Regions from separate parts of the Homo sapiens genome. Here region 2 is linked to region 1. Evidence: chromatin loops called from intact Hi-C (ENCODE). Cell type or tissue: ovary. All regions are shown on one strand. Links, peaks and the distances in the headings refer to the core of each region. The heading gives the core; the rest is flanking DNA. Region 1 has its middle 21 kb from the start of LINC02351. Region 2 overlaps IGF1R (insulin like growth factor 1 receptor).

What was found. A loop is a pair of places that touch in the nucleus more often than their neighbours do. Peaks named below come from ENCODE experiments on the same cell type or tissue, not always from the same donor. Only the 100,000 strongest peaks of a DNase experiment are listed, where the experiment ranks them.
Region 2: it touches region 1 in a loop (8-fold over the local background); 7 of 110 quality-filtered maps call a loop at or near these places.

The regions. Positions count from the first base shown.
Region 1 is chr15:98,439,647-98,445,024 of GRCh38, reverse strand. It overlaps the pseudogene FAM169BP. Among named protein-coding and RNA genes, the nearest start is that of LINC02351, 21 kb to the right of the region's middle. RefSeq lists a silencer at 3,767-3,816. In ovary, for the core only: a CTCF peak has its summit at 2,473 (motif pointing left); a DNase peak (open chromatin) is centred at 2,454.
Region 2 is chr15:98,872,748-98,878,125 of GRCh38, reverse strand. The region is part of intron 2 of IGF1R (insulin like growth factor 1 receptor); the gene reads right to left. Among named protein-coding and RNA genes, the nearest start is that of MIR4714, 91 kb to the right of the region's middle. In ovary, for the core only: no CTCF peak of the experiment used is centred there; a DNase peak (open chromatin) is centred at 3,035; H3K27ac peaks cover 3,856 bases.

The sequences.
Region 1 (5,378 bases), core at 212-5,211:
TCAGGTGATTCGCACTCCTTGGCCTCCCAAAATGCTGGGATTACAGGTGTGAGCCACCGCGCCCGACCCCAAGTTGCTTTTTTGACAGTGAACTTTCTACTTCTCACAAATGGGGAACGGCTGCCCATGGCAGGCGCTTCTCAGCTCAGCGCTTCTCAGCTCAGCACTAAGAGGCGAGGCCAGGCCAGGGCTGGGGCAGCGGACACCTCCAGGCTTCAGGTGCTGCCATGGGTGGGAGGTGAGGGGGACAGTTAATTTAAATTAACTGTCCAAAATGCAAGCCCTGGCTCTCCTTCACTCCTGGAGTGGGTGCTCCCGTCAGCGTCGAATGCCATTTCTGCGGCTGCATGTGGCTCATTAGGGGATTGACAGGCAGCCGAGGTGCCAGGCTTTCTCTCCACGTGGTGACTGATCCACCTTAGGTGTCGACAGGTGAGCGTGCCTTGGAGTTTATTGATGATAATAGTGATCAGTTTTGCTTTTATGCTGGAAGGCTTAATGGATCTTTACAGATATTAATGGGGTGAGCAGGCACCGGGGAAGGAGGCATGGCAGGGCGGGGCTGTGCTGTGATCCTAATGAGGCGGTTAAGTGACTTGCCCTGTGGCACTGAGTTAGGAATGAAGGGAAGCCGGTCGGGTCCCTGGGCACTGAGCTGTCTAGCTGTTGGAGTTTATGGACACGCTTCACAAATGAGGCTGTGGGGCCTCGCACAGCCTCTGTGCTTGGATGTTTCAGTTCCTTGGCTGGGAATGGAAAAAGAAAATGCATTGCATATTGAAATGTGGAAATTGCACGGGCCAGAGGGGTGAGCAGGGACGAGGATGTTTTCTCCTAATTGGGGAGATGGCTCCTCCTGGAGAATCCCACTGGGGCTGTTTCAAGAGCTGGGAGTCGGTGTGGTCTGGGCAGAGGAAACTGAGCTGGAAGTCAGATGCCAAACATGTCACTTTAATTCACTCTGAGATTCACCAACTCTCATTTTAAAACAGCAAATGAGGGGACTTGCACAGAGAATGTTCCAGAAGCATGCTTGAGTCCCTTGAAGGAAGAAGGGTTATCATTATAATTAGGATATAATTAGATTACTAAAACTCTTTATTTAAAAAAAAATTCTAAGTTATGGTCTTTTCACTGCCTGTATAAATCATGGCTAGTTCCCAGTTTCACCCACATCTTCTTTCCCCTCGAGGGCCCGCAGTCAGGATTTTAATTCACTCAGGAAGGTTTTCAGCCAACCGGCTTCAGCTTGCAACCATTATGACAGTTAGTGCTGACATCTCAGGTTTTTTTCAAGTTGGTGAGTTGGGGCTGCAAATGTGATCACAGATTAGCTCGGTGCTCTGCAGTTTCTCGTCTGTTTCTCTCTTCATGGAAATCAGCAAGTGTTAGTGGATTAGAACTTCTTATGGGTCACCGAACAATGCAGATTCCGGAACCTTCTCTTCCCTGGGAATCTCAGTAGGCCATTAATTGGATGTTAGTCTTAAATTAGTCAGTGATTCTTAGAGTTGCTTTTTTGACTTGTTCTGTTTTTTTCAAGTTTTATCTGTTCTCCCTTCTTTTTCCTGACGGTTATTTTGGAGGTATCCTATAATTTTATGTGCCATAGAAATAGAACTGTAAGCAAGAAGCCCAGTGGAATCAATTGCTTCTTGCTCTAAATAAGGCATGAACATTTCACAACATTTCAAAGGGAAATTAACTTGTGCTCCTTGCAAATGTTTTAAAGACTATTTCTGAAGCAGCCTGATTGGTGGGCCAGGTCTTTAAAAGTTTGTGCGATCTTGGCTGTTGATAACATCTGCAGCTTATAATGGCCCTGAAAATATTTACAGGTTATGCAGACCTTTTGAGGGAAGGAGTTTGTGGGAAATTTCTTTCTTCCTACACTCAGTTACAGACAAAGCCTTTGAAACTTGACCAATAGGATCATAATTGCATCTGATGTGATTTCCCGGTCAGCCTGAACATGCCTTAAGTTTCTTTACCAGAGAGAGTGAAACTGAATATGTCAACAGTGAAATGTTCTTTTACAAAATTGTTGCCGGGATCAGGAAATAATTGACCACTGCTTTAAAAATTAATTTTTTTTCAATCTGTAAGTCATACTTTTGCTTTCTTTCTCCAGCTGAATTTTTAATGGATTCAGTTGTCATCCACAAATACTTTTATTTGCATTTAATTTTTAAACCAGAAGGATCTTTGCATCAAGAGATGTGAAAAATATGAGAAGGGAAGCGGGGGCTACTTTTTTGAAAGTTTGATGCCCAGCAAACTGCAGTTCTGACCTTTTTTCTCAGTTTGTTCTGGTGACTCATACGTTATAGAGTACAATAGCAACAGCAATTTTGTGGTGGTGCAGTGTGCTGGGAAGTGCTGGGGGCAAAACCACCATACTGGGTGTGTTTTTTTCTGTCGAATGCTGCTCTTTGACAGGTTGTGTGGCTCCCCTTAGTGGCCATTGTCGTCTACTGCAGCCTTGGATGATAACTTACCTCTGTGATTAGTGCTCTGATACCTCCAGGTGTGCTTCCAAATGAGTAATTAGTGCATTCATTTTTAAAGATTTAATGAACCTCAATTAGGAATGAAATACAAGTAAACATTTGATAGCTCACAACACATAAAAACATTAGGAAAGGTGGAAAACTGATAATGGGTTATCTACTTCATTTTCTCATTCATTCATTCATGTATTCCTTTATTCGTTCATTCGCTGTCAATGGGGCATCTACAGACGTGCCAGGCACTGTCCTAGACGTTAGGGATGCAGTCATGAACAGGGCTGACCTGGCTTCTGAACTTATTTACCAGCTAACTACATGGGCACCTACTACTGTGTGATATAAAAACTCTATGGCCGAGAGAACTCAAGTGTGCTGGTATTTTTAAGTGCCCACAATTAAATTTTGCCAAACCAAATTTTGCTAATTTATACAGTTCTGTAAATAAATTTAAAAATTTACTTATATAGATAACAACTAAATAATTCATTTGTTCTTTAGTAAACAAAATGTGTTACATAGGTATTTTCAGCTGAAATGCAAAACTGTGTATTTTTTTTAGGGATCTGAACACCACACACACACATATGGATTTGGGGGCGTGGGGTGTGGAGGTGCAAAGGAGGACAAGAAAGTCATCCCTTTCCAAGTCGGTACTGATTTGGTAGGAGAGGAGGGAGACTCACTGAACGTGGGTGATTATGACCTCTCTTGTGAGCAAAACCACCGGTGAGCAAAAAGAAGGATCCAGGACTAGAACTGGAAATGTGAGTCCATTGAATGCCAGAATCGATGGAAGAACAGATCACAATTCCAGCTCAGAAATGCTTGAGTGGAACCTCACTTTGCATCTCCTGACACCTGGCAGGTACTCCTGTCTTCTGGAGAGCATTGCAGCAAATGGCAAAGTGAAGGTCAAGAAGATAGAACTGACCCAGCACTTTGGGAGGCTGAGGCAGGAGGATGACTTGAAGTCAGGAGTTCGAGACCAGCCTGACCAACATAGTGAAACCCCATCTCTACTAAAAGTACAAAAATTAGCCAGGCATGGTGGCAGGCGTCTGTAATCCCAGCTACTCGGGAGGCTGAGGCAGGAGAATCACTTGAACCCGGGAGGTGGAGGTTGCAGTGAGCCCAGATGGTGCCACTGTACTCCAGCCTGGGCTACAGAGGGAGACTCCATCTCAAAAAAAAAAAAAAAAAAAAAAAAAAAAGAGAGAGAGAGAGATAGAATTGGGTCATGGCTATCAACATGTTTGCAAGGTCCCCAGTGTACTATTTCCTCTTTTGATTGTCCAGCCCCTTGGGAGCCACCCTCATTTGCTTATCCTCTTTCTGTTGCTTGGGGAGGGCAGCACACCCAGGAAATTCCGAGGACGTGAGCCGTCATGCGAGGACTTCTCAGAATGACAGACCCAGACAGCCTGCCCCTGGAGACGGCAGCAAGGTATGGTGATACTATATCACCCCATGAACCTCTCACTTTCCTAGTGATCAGGTTGTCCTTGCTTAGTGAAGCCGTGGTCTGAACCTGCCAGGCAGCTTCCCAGACGACTTGGCTGTGGGCTTCTCGTGGCAGCAGGGCCTTGGTCTAGGCTCAGAATCTCCGGGCTATCATGGGAGGGGGGTGTTGCGTGGAGAGGCCTTTGTAATTAGATTTTTTATGGTTCTCTTCTCTTAACTAGACAAGCTCTAACGAAACCAAAATGGAACAGAACACATGGGAATTGGCCGTAACCTTGCATCGTTAAGGAAATATTGAAAAATCTGAATTTCAAATTTTGCCATGGACCAGTGTCTGTCAAGCAGAACAAAAAGCAAGACAAATTTGTCTTTCTTTCCTCCTCCACTGCAAAAGCCCAGATTGCTGGGATGGAGTGGAATTAGGTATTAGGTTTTTGTACAATCCAGAGTGACTGTAGAATAGAATCTTGAGGGAATATTAAGAATATTTCTTAGTAGCTTGCTGTCATTCAATATTTTATAAAATTTTAGGTTTTCCTGGTTTTCTTGTGGCTAAACCAGACTCTTGACCAAACAGGGTATTGTGAAAATGTCCATTCTCTGGTGCCAAAGGGTCTTTACTTTCAAATCCCTAAAGAGTCCAAAATTACTTTAAACTTACGCTTGTACATCATGGACAAATACTGCTTATTTTGGAAAATATATTGCTCTGAAATAGAAGATTCAACAATGAAAGCAGAAAATATCCCAGTAAGTGCTGGATTGTTTTAGAAAGCTGCTTCCTGTCTGACATTAGCTCTAGCCATCTGGCAGATGAGGGCTTTCATTTTCTTTGGTTCACCATGGAAAGATGGGCTAACCTAAGACCCAACAGGCACTGAACAGAGAGCGTTGCACTTGGCCTTTTCCGCTGATCCTTGACTTTTCTTTTAAACCTGTTAGAGGAAGCAGAAATGTCCAGGTACTGTAACGCCCATGGGTGTGGACCTGGGGGAATTCTGCACATTTGAGCACGGGGTGCCAGCTTTGAAAGCAGTGCTTCCTTCCCTGCCCTTTCTCTGGTCTCCCCAGGCTGGGCTGTCCTTTAGTTCCTTTCAGTAAATACGTGCTCTTATGCACAAAACCTGATTTCCCCATGGCTGGCTGGAGCGTTTGAACCTGGCCTATTCTGAATCTCAGCAGGAAGTGCAGGCACAAGCCAGACAGGACACCTCCATGTCCTGAATGTCCAGCCCCAGACTGTGCAGGACGACCCCATTGCCATGTTTAATTGGAATGCCTGTGGATTCTTTTCTGACTTCAGGAGAGGATGTGTGGAGAAGAACTGGAAGACACAAAGGATGATCCAGAGTGTGGAGTGGAAGAGGAGGATGCCGGGCTGGCAGGGCAGCCACCAGGCAAGCTTAC
Region 2 (5,378 bases), core at 135-5,134, 430 kb before region 1:
ATTACATGGCTTACTGGTGTTGACCAAGGTATCAATGCTACCGATACACTGCCTATTACACATACCTTAGACGCTCAATGCCACACAGCTGTGGCTGCAAATGTCACTTCTGCCTATTTTGGTAAAAACTGTTAGTCCAAAAGGTGCAATGTTTCAACAACCTACGCAAAAGCCCCTGCCACACACATAATCATTTATGTCAACATAACTTAAACGACTAAACTGAAGACAGCCACTTGTAGGGAAACTACTATTTAGAGAAGAGTATGCAATGTTTCTGATAAAATTTTGTCAACAACAGCAGAACTGTTTACCAGGAAACTGTGATAAATGTACGAGGTACCTAGGGAGGTAGATTTTTTTGCACTACCTGTGGAACTTAGATTTTTACCTGCACACCTGTACAGGCAAATCACAGTGAAGCCTCTTCACAGGTGCTGAGTAAATTGAACAAGAACAGCTCCTCCAACGCTACCTCCTTAGGAGGATACACACCTATTCAGTGACCTCACAATTTTGCACAATCACTTGTGAAAGTCTCTTTTTAAAAATGCTTCTAGAGGCCACAGCACATTCTTTGACAGAACCTCAAGAGTAGCAAATTTTTTGGGGAAAAAAAAAAAAAAAAAAAAAAAAGGCTGCTAGTGCCATTTTTCTTTCTTTCCCAATGCCAGAAGCAGAAACAGGTATCTCATTTCAATTCTGTGGCTGTTGGTGAGGCTGGATTATCTTTTTCACACATCTCTTGGCCATCTGCATTACCTGTGGCGTTAACTTCTCTTCGTGTCCTGGGTCCATTTTCTTCCTTGGATCTTAAGTTTGTATTATATATTTAAATTTGAGCTCTTAAAGAAGTACATGCTTTTTAAACACAGCATTGTGCCTTTAACACTTTTGTTTTAGATGGCTTTGTGATAAAATGCCTTTATGTGTAAGTCAGTCTCTCTCTCTCCCTCTGGGTCCCTCTCCCTGTCATAATTAAAGCTGCCAAGAAGCATGGACAGCAACAGCTACAGATCAGTAACCTTGAAACTTGTTTATTTCTTATCTTTCCAGCTTCTCTGGTCACCTCTCCTTTGATCTGGTTACTTTCTGATGGCACACTTTTGGACTTGTAAACATTTATTATAGAGTATACATTATGCTTAAATGCTACACTACTCTTTTCCATCATCAAATCTGATTGCTGGCCCTATCTCCTGAAGTTAAAGTACCTTTTACATTGTGCAGAAATCACAAAAGATCAACTAGACTTTCAAAGTAAACTCTTATCCAGGATGGAGAGCAGAACAGAGTATCCCAGATAATCATACATTCTCGTTAACAGAATTACCACATAAGCCTCATGAGAACCAGTTTTTTGGGGGAACTGTACCAAAGAACACTCCCACCTTCAAAAATACATGGAACTTATATTTAATCTATCTGATGATTCAAAAGTGCCTCGGAAAAAAACATACAAATGTAAAACTATCATCTTTGGAATGTTCTCGCAAAGATTACTACTAAAAACAAAAACAAAACACTTGCCATTCCCACAGAATTCTGTTGGCTCATATTTTATTTTGCTAGTTTTTATTTTTGTGGGTGGTAGAGCTGGTGGTAGTGGGGCTGTGCACTTGATACAAGTATACCAGCCTTGCCAGAATGCATTAGAAGTGCTAAAACCCCATCTTGGCAGTACAAATCCAATCATATTGGCAACTCTCATTTCCTCAATTTCAACTAGGGAAAAAATCTGACCCCACACTTTATAAAACGTGGATGAAGGATTTCAAAGTTCAAGACTCTCTCTCTCTTTTTTTTTTTTTAACTCTTAATAGTTTTCTTTTTTTGTAGATGATAGGTAAAATTGGGTTCAAATGAAGAACACAGGCATCCCATGAGTAAAATCCTAGTTGAAGAGTGAATTTCACCTGTAAATGCCCAATGGAGATGGCCTTCCAGCAACCTTCTGCTTTTTCCAATTAATTAGGAAACATCTGGGAGTAAATTCTTATTTGATCCCCAAACCATTAAATATCTACTATTATTTCCTGGTTTTAGGTATTCGGTTCATTCCAGACTATCATGCAAATTGTAAAGTGAATTATTTTGCTGCTGGCCCACCCAACATCACTTACAGTTTTAGGAAAGCTGGAACATGAAGCCAATTATGACAAAGCCTACTGTTACTAAAAAGTAGCGTGGAAAATTCAAGGGCTTTCCCTTCAGACGTGATGCGTATGAGGCCTGTCATCCATCCTATGCCCCGGCAAACTATCTGACCACTCTGGGCCAAACTGAAGGAGGTCACGCTTAGAGAGTCCTAGCACCGTGCTCCCAGATCCAGTGGGCTTCTCCTCTCTTCCTGCTGGGGAAGCCTTCACCCCAACCCCACAGCCTCATCTTTTAATTGCCTCCCAAACATTAGCTGATTTTCAGGGATCAAAGGAATTTGCTTTGAAAGATGAAGGAACTTAACACTTAGAATAACTATAAAATCAAAACAAGCAGGGCAGCTCTACAGTGGAAAGCACACGTGATCTTTCATTCCATCCTTGGTCTGAACACTAAAGCCATTCTCAAAAAAAAAAAAAGTTCATACACATAACTGCCCATGCATCCACATGCTTTGCAGACACGAGAATGTGTGAAGTTTACTTGCTCAATGAAGGGATCAGTAGACAGCAACTTGTACAACACATGACTGTACTTCCCAAATTAACTTCTTAACCCTTTCCCTGAACACCGTAAAAACCCAAACTGGCCAAGTCACCTAAAAAAAAAAAAAAAAGAAAAGAAAAGAAAAGAAAGAAAGAAACTAAAAGGAATCTCAAGCATAAATCTCTTCTTCAAAAATCTTATCCAACATTCTGGACTTGAATAATCTGAAAACAAAGATCTGAAAATGTTTCATTTTTTTTTTTGGCCTTCTTCAAAGAAATAAGCTTTGTAGGAACTTTGAGATTCATGTCAAAACAACTGCTGTCTCCCGAAATCCCGGAGCATCCTCGTCCCGGAGCCGAGGACCTGGGCAGGCCAGAGGGCAGAAGCTGCAGGCTGCAAACTGGTGTGCAACATCCCTGAGGATGTGTTTGTGTTTTACTCACAGAGAACAAGTACTGGCAAGTGACAAAAAAAGAACATGTTTTGCAAACAATCAGTGTGACCTGAAACCCAGGGTAAAGGCTGAAGTCAGCATTTGTTCACTGCAGCACGAGCCAGGCTCTGCAATGCTTGTTAAATGGAGTGCTCTGGAGAAGAGAACGGCTTCTCAGTTTCCCCCAATCACCCAGAGGACCTGGGAAGGGAGGGGAAAAGGAGGGCCGACTCCCCACCCCCAAGCTAGGCTGTATCAGTTTGTTCTGCTTCACTGCAGAGCTGGAGCCAGGGAGCATCTTTGAAATTAGATGAATGCCCAATGGAAGGGGTCTTCGAATTCTGGAGCTGAAAGCAACTCAAGATCACGACATCCAGTCAAATGTCTTCACTTGGCAGATAAAGTGAAGACCAGAGAACCAAAGCTATGAAAGCCACACCACTCACAAGAGTTGGGTTAAACACCCAGGTCCCCAGCCTCTGAGCCCACGGCTCTTGTCACATCACGATGTCCCCAGCTCCCCTACTTCACCGAAAAGATCTCTCAATCTTTAAAGCATATGACCCCTTTTGACAAACAACCCGCAAATTTTCTTTAATACTGTTGGAAATGTTGAAATGGACTGCCCTCCTCCAATTTCCAATTCTGAAACTGCCTATTGAAAACGTTTTTCTCCCAACTGCACTTGCTTCCCACCCTGCCAAACAGACTTCTGCTAGTCTAAGTAAAGCCTCTGAAGTGCTTTTCCCCAACTGCACTCTCCTTACTCCTATCTAAATAAACAGCACCCGAACTTCTCCTTAAGTCCACTTTTTTCTTCTGCTTCACAGATGGGAAGACTTGCTCTTCCTAAATTACCATTCTCACCCCATGCAAGAGCTCTGCCGGGCCACCAAAGATACATTTTGGACCTGTTACTTCCATCCTCCTGCCCGCCCTGTCCACATCACATGCCCATAACTCCTCCCTCCCTCAACCCCCATCCTTTGAAATTTCTAAACCCCCGGCAGAGGAAGCGCCGCAGGGCTCTTAATAAGCTCAGTCATGCTCGAAATATCTGTTTCACCCACGAGGTGTGGTAGGCAGCAGTTCTGACCGGAGCATACATTTAGGGAAAAGATTATCTACTTCCAAGACTCAGTATTTGGAATTCCTAAAAATGCCACTTATTCATTTTCATTAACATACCTGTGAACTTGCAACAATTTTGAGGGTTGAAAGGATACCATCTGTAATAGCCAGCATCCACCTACACACATGGTAACTGCAGCAGGTTAAGAAATCGCCCTTTCTGTTGGTGTGACCACAGAAAGATATTGCATATTGCAACTCTCTTTGCCCTGGAACTTGCAAAACTTACAGGAAATCTTCCACCACCTACATAGAAAATCCACTGCCAGAAAAATGAAGTGTAAACACTTTATATTAAATTAGCCAGAGGCTTAAAGAAATCACATCCCAATCCGATATTTTCAAATTCTGGCTCACTTTCAAGTTTTATGGTGCACACAGGAGCAGAGGCACAGCGGACACATGACTGCCCTCTGCAGAATGTTTTGTTTTTTCGATGAAGAGAAATAATCTACAAATTAGTATACAACTCAAGCTACCTAGAGAAAGCAGCCAGCGATCTTGCTTCCTTTATGTGGGGTTTCTTGTCCATATCTTTACACTGGACTAGGATGGCCATCAAAAATACAAATCTATTTACCTAAAGAGAAATCTTGAAGCTGATCCTAAACTTATTGGAGATTTTTTTGAAAAAAAGTATCAGTGAAAATACAGAAAGAATAGGAAAAAGTGGAAAATGTTGATGTGCCTCAGGTTATTACGTATAACATGCATCAATAAGTCTTGTGAGATATCCCATGTAAAAAAATTTACCAGCTGCTAACATTGTCATTTACCCCAACCCCTCCCACTGGAGCAGCTTTACCTTCAGGGTGCACATCCCCTGAAGTGGCCCCTTGACATCCTTGGCTTGCCTTCAGGGAGGAGGACATGATGACGCGAGGTAGCATTCCTCTGTACACAGTGTCAAAAATATATTAAAAAGCAAACAAAACTACCAGTCCAGAAGCTATGCTGGCAAAATTTAAAGCAAAAAATTTAGAAACAGCCTACGCCCATTTATATGCCAGCCTGGCTGCATTTTTAAGGGCACAAGTCATGTCTGTCTGTCTGTTTTGTTTTTTTTTTTAATTGGTTTTAGGGAAAGTCAATGTTTAAAATTTTAAGATGCTTAAGTTCATCCTCTGCTTAGGAGGCAGAGCATGGGGATGGCAGGCTGTGCCCA